2 separate regions of the Mus musculus genome follow, and region 2 is linked to region 1. Evidence: chromatin loops called from intact Hi-C (ENCODE). Cell type or tissue: left cerebral cortex. All regions are shown on one strand.

Region 1 (8,000 bases):
TACTTTTTAAGTAATGGCAAAAACAGACAACACAACTTCCCAGAGAAGTCATTTATGATTAAGGTAGAATGATTAATAACTGAAAAAAACTTAGAAGATTCAAAAAAAAAAGTGAAAACACAGCAAATGAGGATTTGAATACCATAAAGGTTGAGGAAGCATCAAGGAGATGACAATTATGAGTATATAATGATTAATGCCATTATGTAAACACACACACTCATGGCAAACATAAAACAAAAACAGAGGCAGTGTAATTGGCCTCTAAAATGGCAGCTGATGGTGGCTCACTTAACACTTTACCTAAGTCTGTGGTCTCCCAGCTACAGTGTTGTTCTAGACTTATTCCCTGATAGACAGAAGAGCTGATGTGCCCAGGATGGACTTAACACCTCTGCTCTGGTCCCTTTCTCCTTCCCTTGCCTGTGCTCTACATCCGCACTGACACACTCCAGAGGAAATCAGCTGTTAGCACAACTGATAGCACAACTGAGAAGTCATGCTTACAGATCAGAAGGAAGTCCTATGAACTTCTGGTAACTTCACATTTCATCAGTGTCTGAGACCCTGAGCCATCACAGCCCTGTCTGTGTCTGGCACAAATGAGTACACAGGATTTAATATTGTAAATTCCCATGTTTGGAGATAATTTTTATATATAGTATAGATAACTAAATCAAGGTTGAAATAACTTCCAAACATTATTTATACATTTGATGAAATTACCTCCTCCTATGCAATGCCACTCTCTGTATTTTATGCATTTAATATTTACATTATTTACTTGATATTGTCATATATATCATGTATTTTATCATATTCATCTCCCACTCGTTGAAGACCCACTCTCATCCCATCTCTACTTGACTGTCCCCTCTTTTATGGTTGATTTTAAATTTCAAAATCCAAGGAGTTCAATTTGTGCATGCCATAAACTCATGGTTATTAGAGTATCCATTGAGTCCATCTTCCAGTGGCTATATCCTTAAGCAAACCTTACACCACCACCTCCATCCACACAGCAACAAATATTAGTAGTTCCTGCCACTCTCCTCTATGTGTACACTCACTCCCAGATAAAAGCCTTCTCAAGGCCCCTAAAATAATTGTATAATTACTCTATAGCATATAATCCTAATTACATTCTTACATGGCCTCTGAAGAGCTACATGATCTCTGCTTGGTATTTATCTCAGTCACTTATTATTTTTAAACTCCATATGTCTACATTTACTTCCTTTAGGTCTGTGGAGCATACTGCCTGCATTTCTACCCTCAGGCTTTTGAATGTGATGTTTCACTAATGGTCACATGCACCAAACTGTGAGTAGCAAGAAGTGGTCTTCAGTGTCTCTTTTCAGATCCCTCTAAACAAGGGGAACCCAGAGTTGATCCTGTAGTCTGGATGCAGAGTTGCCCTGAGGGCCCCCTTGTTAAATGCTTGGTCTCTGGGCAGTGCTACTGAGAGACAATGAACACCCCAGTGAAAGTTCTTTAGGCCACACCCTTGAAGTGGCTCTCTGACTTCAGGCTCATGAATTTTGTCATTGCCACTTCTGCCTTGTTCTTTCATCTGTGACAAATTGCCAAAGGAATGTAACGAGTCTGCCTGCTCTTAGACTGAAACCTTCATAAGCAAGAGCCTAAATAAGTCGTTTTTCTTTATATATTGGTGGTGTCAGCTATTTTGTTCTAGTAATAGGAAGCTGGCTGATATGGCTAGGTTATCCATCTCAGAGAAAATTCTGTCTGCTTTTCTGCACATTTCATCTCTGTTTATCTCTGTTGGGTGAGCAATGGCCTGAGTAGAATGTTCCCTTCTTAGGGCTACAGACACGGTTACATACACGGAAGTCATCAGTGTAAAGTGAAAATAGAGGCCTCTTTGCTCATGAAGTATTATGAATTTTACCTCCAGTGATAGTGACTTCTATCAATCACTTTATCACTGTCACTATGCATGAACCTGGTTCTCCGGGACCCATTATAATCTATTTTAAATAATGTTTCCAGATGCCTTCACTGTAGATATCGTTGCCCTCTTACATCTGCAGAACCAACATCTATCTGATTTATAGCTTTAGTTTTTATTAGGTACAGGGGGTAACTGTGTTCTCTGATGCAAACCTGATGATAAAATATATGACCTGGTGTGAAGAGACCAGGGAGGTCCTTTAGACCCTCAGTGATAAGATGCTGTTCCTATTGGAAAGTTTAGCAATGCAGGCATAACTGAGATAGCAAGGAGCCCACAGATTCCTGCTTATGTTAATCTCAGCAATCCTTCTGCAAGTGGCCCTTCGTTGTAGCCTACTCATCTCTATGCATTCTCTCCTGTTATTACTAAACTGAAGTTATTTTTCTGATGATAATTTATGTCTTTTGACAATCCTTTGAGTTAGAACATTTATGCAGGATAACTGCTGTGATCAAAAGAAAGTTTATTTGGACTAAATTTAATAAGTTTATATCAACAAACATTTACTGATTGAATACCCACTATATGTTGTTGGTGCATAAGAGACTAAAGAAATGAAATTGTCGCTCCCACGAAGCTGGCATTACAGAAAAGTGCTATGGATCAAAAGGCTACAGACTGAACACCAGAGGCAATGGGGGCAGTATTAGAAGAATAGGGTGGAGAGGGGGAGAAGGTTAGGGTTTTAAGTAGGGCAGTCGGGGTAGGTAGGCCTGGGAGTGAAGGAACAAGAAAATAAACACTATGGTTATTCAGATATACGCCAGGTTGGAAGCTAAGAAACAAAAGATGCAGGACATTCCGATTTCTGGGAACCTGGTTACAGTTTGTCCACAAAGGATCTGCTTTTGGACAATAGAGAAGGGGTAAAAAAGAAACACAGAGTAAAGACTCATTCTAAGACAATAATTTGCATTTTGTGTACATAGGCCCTTCTGAGAAGCAGCTGGCTGTCTTCTCCCAAGGGTAACCAGCGATTTGTGATATTTGGTCTCAGATCTTAAATCACTCAGTCTCCTTAAAGGAGAGCTCTGAGGCAGTGTACTGGAAACCTCTTTAGCTGAGATGTGAGTGAGCAGACATATTGACTGGTTTGAACATGTTCCCCTTTTCCTTTTACACTCTGTATACCGGCACCATGGTAAAAGGAAACAAGATTTTTAAAAATTACGTCAGTTAATTATAGCTGGGGATAGAAAGTGAGGTGGATGGATTATGAAGTAAGCTAAGCAAGAAGAAAACAACATAATAAAATAATAAGAAAAATTAAAGCAACCTTAACAGTGAAACAAAGAAAAGCACAGGACGTGCTCAGCATATAATGAAGTGTTTAGGATTACTTAGCTAAATTTCATTACAAACTTCGGAAGCGGGTGCAGCTTTCTACAAGTGGAGAAATGGCCACAAGATATTGTGCAGTTCTGTGCAGCAACAATTTTGTCAAGTATTTATACGCATCCATAGAGAGAAGTGTGTAAATTCGCATACACTATACGTCCCCATACAACCTGCTGAGTTCAATTTACACACACTCAGTGAACACATATTCAATTTAAACAGCAGGAAGTAAAATGAAGGGCTGAATCTCAGACAGCAGGAAACACAATAGTTTGTATCTTCATACTGTTGTGTAAGTCAGGTTTTGCTCTCTTTCTTATTAAGTAAGAGGGAAATCCCAGATGCCCAATAACAGCACAAAAGCTCAATAATAATCCCAAGAAGCACCAAACAAACAAAACAGCTGGGACCCCAGCAGCTTTCTGCTTCTGGGCGTGCACAGGACACAGGCAGTGGGCGGAGCCAAGAAACCGAAAGAGAAAGCGGGCCGGGCACAGTGGACCTCGGGCACCGGGATGAAGCCGCAGTTGGTGAACCTCTTGCTACTGTGTTGCTGCTGTCTCGGCCGCCACGGGGTCGCCGGGACCTGGTCTTGGAGCCACCAGCGGGAGGCCGCCGCCTTGCGGGTACCAAGCTCCCTCCCTCTACTGCCCCGGGGCTCCTAGGGAGGGACCCAAGCTCCAAGCGCGCATTTCCCCAGTAGAACTGCCTCCTAAAAGTTTGATTCCCCAGGGCAAGGATTTCTGTGCTATATCCCAAAGCACCAAAAGATGTCCAAAGCAAAGCTAAGGGGAAGAAGTATCCTGAATCCTAAAGCCTTTCCCACACCAAACCTGTCGCATAGAAAGCCGCCTGCAGGGGGCACTGGCTCTCTCCTCCTATAACTGGAAGTTAATGATTTCTCAGTCCTGGAACTGTCTACCACCATCAAGTTCTCTCTGACTTGGTGGAGACTGATGTAGAACAGGAGACATTTCACTGCCTTAAATTCGGATTTCTTTTTTTAAAGTTTTCATAATAATCCTTCAATTGCTCTCCAACCTTAAAATTCTGAAATGGACAAGTTAGCTGACCACGGATAGATTTTCCCAGTAACCAGGGGAACTGACCGAAATGCAGATTCACAGTTGGCCTCAGTTGCTATACTTAATGCTCTCTGAAAGGTTTTTAAATCTGAAAAAAAAAAAAAGAAAAAGAAAAGAAAAAAGAAAATGCCATCACGATTTTATTAGAGGAGGACTCACCTGTTCGACTCAGTGTCTATCTGAATTCAGGAATGCTGCTCTTAGGCCATTTAACTAGTGTTTACTGATGTTTTCTGAAATTTCCATAGAACCCCATAGCTCTGCCCCGTTCTCCTTGTCCTCTTTGGCCTGAGAAGTTCCAGTATTCATTCAGTCCGGCCTTCTTTGGCTTCAGCTACCCTTGTGTTGTACTCAAATCAAAATGCTGTGCTTTAGTTCTCCTTTTTGTTACTTTTGAGCTCATTTCTTGTTACCAGTCTATTTCTCAGTGTCCTTGGCCTGTGTGTTACTGAGACCTGTCCTTGATTTCCAATAGGGTGAGGTAGTCAGTGTCACAGGTTGTTGATAAGGTGTTTATTGGCCAACTAGTTTTTTTTTTTCTAATCTTGAGTATTGAAAGCTAACAATGTAATGTATAATTTTTTTTCTCCTTACTGAAATAAAGCAAGGTTGCCAAGAAAAGCAACTTAAAGAAAGTGAAAAAGGGTCTACTTTGGCTCACACTTTCAGGGACAGTCTATCATCATGATAGGGATGTCATAGTGACATGTGTGTGGAGCAGACATCCATACTACATCAGCAGCCAGGAAGGGAAAGACATGGATACTGTATCCCAGCTTACTTTCTCATCTTTATTTGGTCCAGAACCCCAGCAGGAGACACAGTGACTCCTAAGCTTACCAAGGGCTTCCTACCTCAGTTACACCCATCTAGAAACATCCTCCGAAATATACTCAAAGGTTTATTTCCATGGACATTCCCAATCCTAGTAAAGGTACAATCAAGATTACAGTCACAGTCACTGAAAAATTATTACAAAATAGAATTTGTGTGTGAACTATAATTTCCATGCCTACTTGTATTTTACTCTTGAGGAGATTGCAATCCCCAGACACACGTCTAGATTCTCTTTGGAGGAGAAATGCAACCAAGGTTCCATATAGAGAAGTAAGAGGTTGGAGGTTGAAGAAAACATTTCAAATCTTAGTACATTTTTTTTAAAACTTAGGGTTAAAAACACCAAAACAGCTTTGCAAGCAGTTCCTGTTGGCAGGAATTTGCTGATAAGTCCAGTGACCTGTTTTCTGAGCACTTAGTCATTAAATGATAGCTACAAACTGTGAGTCCTCCTGGAGAGTGTCAGCTGGAGAGTTGGAAGCAGAGGGCTTTGTTTCTTTGGTGACTAAAAGTATTAAGGATTCGTCTGGCTTTACAGTATGGGTTGAAATATATGGTAAGTAAAACTCAGCTTATAAGTCTAAAAAGTGTCATTTGAAAAAAGAATGTTTCCACTGTAGAATTAGTTGGTTGGAGATTCTACTGTTTTCTTACATGGCACATTGTGTACAGAATCTATAAAATTCCATTTGTTTCGCAATGCACTGAAACATTTTAAAGTAGGTTATAAAGTAAAATTGAGCCATTAAATTAAATCCCACTTAATTGTATTCCTTAATCAATAAGGTAAACAGCAGCCCTGCTAGCTGTCGTTATATTATTATTCAATGAGACAAGACTCCTCCATGACTTATTATGGAATATCTTACATGCTACCTGAAGGAAAAGGAAAGGGAGGGAAGTCACACTCCTGCATGGTGGACTGGGCTCTTGGTTCTTGGTTGTTGGCTGACGCTCTTCACTTTCCCTTTGCTTTTCCTGTGGAAGGCAGATGAGAGACTCTGGCTTTTTAATACTGTGACAAAAAACCCTTAGGTGGCTTACTTAAATAGAGGAGAGCTTTGTATTTACTTAGTGTTTCTGTCCATGTTTGGTGGTAGATTTGAATCTGTGGAGATATAGTGCTCTGGGGAGCATGCAATAGAGGAGACTTGTTTGTCTCTCCGACAGTGGGAATCAAAAGGGACATGCCAGGGCCCTAATTGCCCTCTACCAGTCACCAAAAGCAGTCTGCATTCTTAGCCTAGGAGGACGTGAGAGGCATCAATGGATTCAATAAAAGCTGGTCTTCAGACTCCCTTCAGAATACTCTTGACAAGCCACCTAGTTGGTGGCTTCACATGCATTGAGGAGCATTGCCTTAACACTGTGATGGCTCATGCTGTGTCTTTACTGAGTTGTGTATGTGTCTGAGGTCATTTCTATATAAGTAGATTATTATAATGTAGATTATTATAAGTAGATTATTTAAATGAGTGCTTATGATGAGCCACAGATATCCTGGTTATCTCCCCCAAGTCTACCTTGTACTTGCTGCTGCTTGGGAACTTTCATGAGGAGGTGACTTTGAGAGTAGTCAGTCCAGTTCCACAGACATTTTAGGGTGATTTTTAGCTTAAAGCACACATTGTCTATATCGAAATATAGTAAAACTTGTAAAAACCTTAGATCAGATCATGTTCATTCATTTTTCCTTCTGACTATCTGCTTGACCTACAATTTGTCAGTTATCCTGTGTTGGGAACTGATGTAGATGTCCTTGGTGACATGTGAAGAATAGTGTCTGTGGAGGCCTCCAAGAAGTTACATTAGACTGACACATGTCACCCCAATAGTTACAGTAGTTGAGAAGGTGGAAACAAGTTCCTCCAATGTACTCTGTCTGAAAACAAACAGCATATTATATATGTGGGGGACTAGCATTCGTTTCTAAAAAGCAGTATGAAATCCTGTACATTAGAAAATAGATTCTCTCATTTCATAAATGCACATGTAAAAAGTCCCCCTTCTAATAAGGGATAACATATTTCTCACCTAGGAATTCTGCATGTGAGATTTACAATTCCCACGTCTTGAGAGAAATTCTCAGCAATGATTCCATGCTGACTATAATCTGTGCATATTTTGTCCCTGCTTAGATTTGCCAGACCTTCCAGAGAGAACATTTTCCATGCATACATGGAACTGACTTATTACCCACTGAACTCTAGCATTTGCCAGCGAAGGCTGATAAGATCAAAACTTAACAAATAATGAGCTCAGAACGGTAAAAGAAAGTGACCTTACAAGATGGGCAATGGGTTGACTTCATCCAACCCTAGTTACTTGACAAGCCAAGGCAGGAGGGTCACTGGAGACATGGTGTTCAAGACCAGCCTTGGTACATAATGAAACACTTATCTCTGATTTTTGAAGCATGAATAGATGAAGGGCATGAGCTGCAAGCACGATCATCATCAGAAAGGAATATCTTTGCTTACATTGGTAGAAAGCAATAAACTAGAGTAAATACAAGAAACCCTAGCTAGCAATGGGGAAAAGATGTCTAATTTCCATGGTTGTCTCCCCTAATAAAATCAACATAAAGACCCACAATGTAGATGTCCCCCGCCGCCCCCCAGCCTGTGCCTTACAGGTTGGATGGCTGAACCCATGCATCACGTGCTGGTTGGATGACTTTAAGAAAAACATACACCCATCTATGCCTCAGTTCATTAATCTGAGGTGAGAAGATGAGGTGAGCAAGTACCTCATGCAGAGGT
Region 2 (8,000 bases), 96 kb after region 1:
TTATACCCATAGATTAGAGGTACTTCCAGTCTTGGGCAAAGGAACCTCTTTTGCTGTGGGAAGCTGCACAGAGACTCATAGCTCTTATCAAGGTGCTGTTATAATGGACTGTTGATAGCGCAGCACTAAATGTGACATCTATTTCATCTCGCTCACTCTCCAAGGCTCAGAGGAGGTTGTGAGAGAGGAGCCAGGCAGGAAGAGCCAGAGGGTAGGAAGGAATAGAGGGAAACGCTGTCTTTAGCACATGAAATGATCATTGCACTCATGAGCTCACCATCGTTATGATGACTTACACAACACCTAGACAAGGCCAAGTCAACATCCCAGCAGGCAGCTCTCACGGAACTCAGCGGGTCACAACAAAATAAATTCAAAAGAGAACATGAAAGTTAGAGGGGACATGCTTGGGGTGGAAAGGGAAGGGAGGGTGAAATAGAGGTAGATATGATTAAGACACGCTGTATGCATGTATGAGATTGTCAATGGATAAATGAAAGATAATTATAAGAATAGAACCAGAAAGCTGAACAGCAACATTCTCATCTTTCTGCTTCCTGACAGGAGGTGCAAATTATCCCAGGGTTTTAAAGTCCTGCTGCCGTGACTTCAACGCTATGGTGGGCTATATCTCAATATGTGAGCTAAAATAAAAACCTTAACCAAAAATGGAAGGAAAGAAGAGAAGAGGAAGGGAGGGGGTAGAGGGGGCAGAGCTAAAGAGGAGGAGAAGGGAGCAGAAAAGAAAGGAATGGCATGAAGGAGGGGGTAGGGAGGAGGAAGAGGGTTGTAATGGCAGAGGCAGCAGCAGTGGAAACTTAGGGAAAATCCACCTGCCATATTTGTTAAAAAACCTCCACTTGCCTGAGTAGAGATGCACAACCTTTTTAACATCTGATTTAGCCACATCTAGAAGATACTGTTGATTTACATTATGATTTGTGGGGCTTTAGCACACTGGGTTTCAGGTATAGACATTGGTTTTACCACTCACTTTTGTTTTGATCTTGGCATCCCTACTAAAGTCCATGTATTCCATTCCATCATGAATAAAATAATGAGGATGTACATGTGAACAACTAAACAGAGTGTTCCTATGAAGTATAAATATCTCAATGCCTGATTATCTGAGATTCATGCACTATCTTCTGGGCTCTTCCAAAAGGCTTGGGTCACTTCCCCATCTCTGCCCTCTGTAGCACACACAGCTTCTCCTCTAAGCTCAGGTAGGTTCGACTTTAAGGCTGTTGCTGTCCTTAGGGGTCATTCCAGGGTACTCGCATCTCCAAAATGCTGGGGTCTTCTTCTGCAACTTGGCTGCACTGTCAGAAATATTCTTAATTATGCCAAGCCTCAATGTCTCTGCCCGGCCCCTTCAATACTAGACATTCAGTTGCTATGAGGCTGTACTGCATGGCCAATGGCCTCTCCTGGCCTCTCAGAGACAAGCCTCTCCTGCTCTCCATAACTACTTCATTCTTTCAAAGCCATTACCACTTGGTGATTCTTACACTACCAAGCTTGGCTGCCAACATGAGGTATAACTGTGGCTGCCTCTGGAACACAACTTCTGAAGCTAACAATTTTAAAATGCTGGACATTGGAGCGATAATGTTTTAATTGTGCTGTGTTTAATAACAATACATTATTCAATTACTTATCCTATTTTAATTTTTTCTTTTCTTGAATGACTACTAGGGATTTTTGATTTTCAAAAATTCACATCATTCTATTTTTAGTAGACTTTATTTGGAGGGAATACACTTTCAGTTTTCTAATGAAACCAATATTATTAGGTGGAGATGAAATTATTGTAGATAATTTCATTTGTAATAAGACTGGATATTAACTTATTTAAATTTTCTCTATATTTAAAATGTAACAAAACCAACGTATACATGTTTTCTTAAAATATCATTGCACAACTCAGAAACCTCTTTGAAACACTCAAAGATACTAGATTGTAAAACTGATGATGATGATGGTGACCCAGATGATGGTGATGATGAACTGGAGAAATAACCAACTAGTATATACTATTTGTCTTGCAGTGAACCTATGTTTGCTTCGCAACACATGGAGGGCCACAGCTGTCTGTCTGTCTGCAACTCTAGGAGATCAGAAACATTTTTCTGACCTCTATGGGCTCCTGACAAGCAGGGGATTCTTGCAGGCAAACACTCATAACACACTTAAAAGGAAGTGAGATGATACATGAACTTTGGGGGAAGAAGAGGGGGATACATTCAGGGAGCTAGTGGGAGGGAATGGGGGGTGTGACCAATATATATTATATACATGTTTGGAATTTTTAAATAATAGGCAAAAAGAAAAGGGGTCAGTTAGGTCTCTTGTCATATGCTGAACTCAAACTGTATACACCCAGTCAGACTTGATTTTTTCTTCTGACCTTGTCCTCACCTTGTCCTAGAATCTAGGACACATTCATCATGGCTTCTGGTGTGTGCTCTGGCACTGCAGCACTGCCAAGGGAGGAGAGGACTCAGTAGCCAGCTTGGCACATGCTGAGGTGAAAATTAAAGAACTCTCAGTTCTTTGATTTGTACTCACACCCTGCACAGTGCGTCATCACAAAGCCAGCTCAGGCCCTGCAGTACTGCAGGGTTTTAAAGCTGTGTTTTCTTTATGGGGATGGGTGATTTTGCTAAAGTCTGTCTGTGTCAGGTAGACAGTCACAGAGGGAAACTCTTAGCAAGTTTTGAGGAATCTGCTTTATAAATTAAAATCTTCCTTTTCTATCTCTTCCCTTCGATGATCCAAAACCGCCTGATGGGCACTTGTGATCCTTACCGCTGCAGTAATGGGCATGGAGGCTCTGCAAAGATGGTTCCGTGGGTACTTGCTTCCTGTACCAGAGAGGGAACAGAAGTTTGAAACCCCAGAATCCATATAAAAGACAGATGAGGTAATGCACATCTATAATCTCAGTGCTTCTACGGAGAGGTGGAAAGCAGAGACAAAAGAGTCCCAGGACTCACAAGCTAGCAGAATAGACACCACGTTTGCCCTTAGATTTCTTTATTTCTTATGAGTTATTTTTCAGATCTTCGCACTCGGACTATTAAAGTTACTACAGTCAAATTTTTAGATGTTTTTCCTAAAAGGTCAAGACCAACTTCACTACCTGAGCACACAGACCTTTTATCATAGCACTGTTGTTGCTGTAGATCATGGTTTAACTGTTGGAAGTATCTCAATCAGCTCCCATTTTACTCAGTAGAAACCTGAGTCCAAATAACCAAGTTGTGAAGACGCTGGGGAAAGGACCACAGTGTAACTGGGCTCAGGAATTTTCTTCTCTATCAATGTTTTCTTCAATATTGGTCCACATCACTGTATTATTTCTTTTTTAATATGAGAGAAATTCAAATTTAATGTAAATTAAAACTTTAAAATTACTCTAACGTTCTCAGTTTCTTTCTTCAGGCACTAGAAGTTCTTGTCAGACAGGTCTTTCACTTGCTTCGTTAGAGTCACACCAAGATATTTTATATTATTTATGATTATTATGTAATATGTTGTTTCCCTGATTTCTTTCCTAGCCTTTTTATTGCTTGTATAAAGGAGAACTACTGGGGTTTTTTTCTAGTTAATTTTGTATCCAGACACTTTGCTGAAGGTGTTTTTCAGCTACAGCTATTCTTTGATAGAGTTTTGGGGATCACTTATGTATCTGGAAGGGATAGAAACTCCACAGGAGTGATTGATAGGGTCAACTAACCTGGACCATTGAGGTCTTTCCGAGACAGAAACACTGACCATGTCGGGGGGACTTAAGCCCTCCATACATATGTAGCAGATGCATAGTTCAGTCTTCATGTGGGTCTCCCAACAACTGGAGTGAGGCTGTTCCTAAATCTGTTGCCTGCCTGTGGATCCTGTTCACCTAACTGGATTGCCTTGTCTGGCCCCATTGGGAGATGATGTACCTAGTCCTGAAGGAACTTGATGTGCCAGGATGGGGGGATAGATACCCAATGGGGCCTCCACCCTCTCAGAGGAGAAAGGAAGGGGGATGGAGGGAGTGTTTATGTAAGGGGGCAGCGATTTGGGATGAAAAGTAAATACACAACTTAATTAATGGAAAAATAACTCCTTAAGCACTATATTCTTGCTTTTACTTGATAGCTTTCAATAAGGAGGTAGAACTTTGCTTACTCCCCCGCTGTGTTATAGCTTCCATCACAGATTGCTTATTCTACTAAAGTTACTCACCTCCTTACAAATAAGCAGGGAATACCTGGTCAGAATTTATAAACAAGGTGTATAAGAGTAGATTTGATATCTCATAATGAGCACAAGTTTTGTAGCATTCATTTGAATCTGTGGGAAAGTAAGAATGAATTCCAGGCTGCACAAAGAAAGTGACTGTTAGTTCCTAACCAGGAGGTGCAATGTCCTCTGAGAACAACTGTGTCAGTCCCTGACTGTCCTTGGTCTTAATAGCAGATGGTGTTTTCTGCTGCCCTCTAGTGGTTCGCAAGCCGTTATTACAGACGGCATATAAAGAAACCCACTTAGGTAAAGACTGCAAAAAACCATTCTCTTTCAAAGACAAAGAAAAGAGCAGATCCTCTGGTGAGCCAATGGTAGGTTCAAACAAAATGAATTAGCTGGGAAATATAATACACATGTATATTTACATGTTTTTATGAAAATGATTTTATTAATTCAAACTGACTTGAGTTTAATTTGGAGAAAATTTTCATTGTGTTTGTTTGAATATTCAAACCCATTCTAGGTTTTGCTTGCTGACCCAACCATTTTCTGATGACATGTCCATGTTCTGTCCATGATTTAGCATTCACAATGTATTTCCAGTGATTTGAAAATGAGCATGCCTTTGGTTATGTTTCTATCCTCAACATGTTGAACCCAGGTTCTAATTCGATGATGTCTTGACTTAAAACATCAACCAATAATTTCAGCAACAGCTATTACATTCTAAATTTTAGCAATGGAAGAACGAGGGCATAACGAGATTTGGTGGAGATTATGTAGAAACTAAAGCTATATGCTCCAACAATATTTTTACACTCATCATGTCCTGTGGAGAGAATGGTCATTACTCTCACAGATGCAGCCATAGACACTCTACAACTCATGTCTAATATTCTCATGACCTTTCCCCCAAATTCACTCTCCTTTCTGCACCCTCTATCCTATTTAGTGGTTGTGCCATCTATCAGATAACTGGACAGGTAGCCTTCTGTTTACCTTTCTCCTCATACCCCTTGACCCATATCTTACTACACACTTTGAGTAACGAACCTGAAGTTCTCAACTGGCTTTCTACCCTTCCATCATTTGAGTGCAGGGCCATAAGAAAGCATAGTCATTGCCAAAAACCACCCACTGTAGTTCTCTGCTGTTAATTCAGCCCACACCAATGGCAGCAGGACTTCCCTCAAGAACCAGTTTAATAATACCTTAATAAGAGCATTTCTCTTGCCCATTCATTCCCCCAACCCCATACATTCCCCATGCTTCCTGAAAATGTAGTCTCTACCCAGTCCACAGACTGCTTCCTCTGTTGCTTCTCTCAGCATGGTTTATCAACTGTTTGTTTTCTGGTGAGTGCAGGCAACACATAGGAAAAGAGGAAGTGTATTGGCTGTATGAGATTTACAGTGAACCAAAGAGATATGCAAATAGATAGTGTGCTTCTGGACAGAGGAGGCACAACCTTGGACAGGAGGCAGTTAGCAGATGACTTTGGCTAAGGTGACACTGTTCTCTAAGGGGTGTAGACAAAGACTAGAAATGAAGTGAGTTTACATAGGAAAGAAATTTGAATGTGGAACAGAGAGGGAGAATATGGGAAGCAGGTCATTTAAAGGAAGATTTGGCAAGTTTTCAGATTGGGTGGTTTAAACCTTTTTGACATTTTGGAACAATCAAGTTGTAAAATTTTGCAAGTCAATGCTTTAAATGCAGAGTTTTGCTCCTTATCACACTCCATGTTAGAACGCTCTTACAGTAACGGAGTGCCCAGCAAGAAGAGGAGGGAGGAGCTTTGCCTTCAGACTGTGACGACAGGAGTCTCAGCCCATGGCTGTTATTGCTTTTGCACCTGTGACAAGACAACACATCACAGAAGGAATGTTGGCACTCAACTTCTGACAGTGAAGAAGCCAGTAGGATGGAGGTGACACTGGATCTCTCAGTCCAAAGTGCTAGTTCTGTGACCTAACTTCCAGCCACTGCAACCTTCTGTCTGCAACAGCGCCAAGATGAAGAGCATGGCACTTATCCACAAGTGTCTAGACAGGAGTCTGAGGGAGTCAGTCAGACCCAAAAGCGTGTCCCAAACTCCTAAGACAGTGTAAGCCAGAAAGAATCCTTGCTAAATATATAGTGTGCCTAGGATGATGTCAATGTAGTTGTAATTTTCTTTAACCAATCTCATGACTCTCTTATTATCATTTCTTTATATTAAACATTCTTCACAGTTAAAAATATTAAACATGTTATCTATGTGCAGTGATTATATAGTTAGTATATCATGTATAGTTCATAGTGTATAGTACATAGTGAATAGTACATAGTTTATAGTATATAGTGTATAGTACATAGTGTGCAGTGTATAGTATATATTATATAGTGTATAGTATACACAGAGAGTGAGCTCTTCTGGTTGAGGTCATTTCATCTTCACATACGTAGTTCTCTTCTGTTTCATCTTTTGCTGTTTCTTTGTTAGTATTGAAGTGGCACTTGCCTATCATCTCAATAGTAGTGCAGGAGGAGTGTTGCCTAAGATCAAGGATAGGCTAGCTAAAGAGTGATACCTTGTCTCAAATGAACAAAAACAAAACCAGAATATTAATAAGAGGAACTATTAAAATTTGATAGTGCATGTGGGGAGTGGGTATAGCTCACTGTTGCAGCCTTTGCCAAGCATATGCCATGCCCTAGTTTCCTCACCCAGCTCTGAAAACAAATTATAAATGTAGAAAAATCAGAATCAGTTGATAGCTCACGAACAAGGTTATAAAATGCCTTTAAATAAAAGATTAAGAAAAATCGCAAGTAGTGTCAATACCATTTTATTAAATTAATGCGCACTGTAGACAAGTGGTAAAAATAATTTATTGTAGAATCTTTTACACAATTAACATGTAACATTTATACATACATTGATGTGCTGATATGAAATACTAAATTTAAAGACAAATATCTTTACACAAAAGTACTTTTTTTCTATTTTATAAAGATAGATATCAATAAATTATCAGAGACATTTAAAGGATGATAGGCCAAATATACCAACAGGAATTCAGTCCATTCTATGCTAGAATTAAAATGATTTTGATGAATATTCTGAATATGATATCCTGGATAAGTTGACATCCTTCTAAGCTAATAAAGAAGCTCAAGCCTGGAGCGAGGCCAGGGGCAGGTTCGGGGGCTGGGGTGGGGCCTCCAACAGCAGTGTCCTAGCTATGTATTCCCAGCCTTGTTCCTGGACATAGTTTGACCCCAAACACTTGCTAAAGCAAATGTAACCCTTCAGTGTGAAACAATGCAGCCCCCATCACAGCTACCAGTAGTCAACCAAACACAATATACAAGGACTTCAGTACAAATTAGGGCAATGTAGATGTTAGATAAAATGTAATTGGCATAAAATTTGAATGAGCAACCAATTTTTGCAATAATAGAGTCCCAGAAGGGAATTGACATACTTCAAAATAGTCACTCCTTTTCCTAATATAGCATACTAATTCTTACTTCAGAAGTCTACAAATAAATTGCCTTTTTTCCCTAAAACTTAGATTCACTCGTGTACAAAATGGTTTCTAGAATGCCATGCACCAACATGATATAAACTTTGTTTTATGGTATAGTCATTAAAATATACATATACACACACATATACATGGAGCATAAAACAAATCTACTGAGCCATGATATATACACGCATGGCCAGATACTATTAAGTCTCGTTCTATCAGATTTAACAAACTTAACACAGT

What was found. Peaks named below come from ENCODE experiments on the same cell type or tissue, not always from the same donor. Only the 100,000 strongest peaks of a DNase experiment are listed, where the experiment ranks them.
Region 2: it touches region 1 in a loop (6-fold over the local background); 10 of 42 quality-filtered maps call a loop at or near these places.

The regions. Positions count from the first base shown.
Region 1 is chr3:81,928,834-81,936,833 of GRCm38, forward strand. It overlaps Ctso (cathepsin O), which reads left to right and starts at 3,768. Exons shown (of 8, transcript NM_177662.3): 1 at 3,768-3,942. The coding sequence starts at 3,832. In left cerebral cortex, a CTCF peak has its summit at 4,168 (motif pointing right); DNase peaks (open chromatin) are centred at 3,830 and 4,145; H3K4me3 peaks cover 1,250 bases; H3K27ac peaks cover 1,297 bases.
Region 2 is chr3:82,024,950-82,032,949 of GRCm38, forward strand. It overlaps Gucy1b1 (guanylate cyclase 1, soluble, beta 1), which reads right to left. Exons shown (of 14, transcript NM_017469.4): 14 at 7,055-8,000. Among named protein-coding and RNA genes, the nearest start is that of Asic5, 32 kb to the left of the region's middle. In left cerebral cortex, a CTCF peak has its summit at 4,492 (motif pointing left); DNase peaks (open chromatin) are centred at 2,552, 3,928 and 4,433.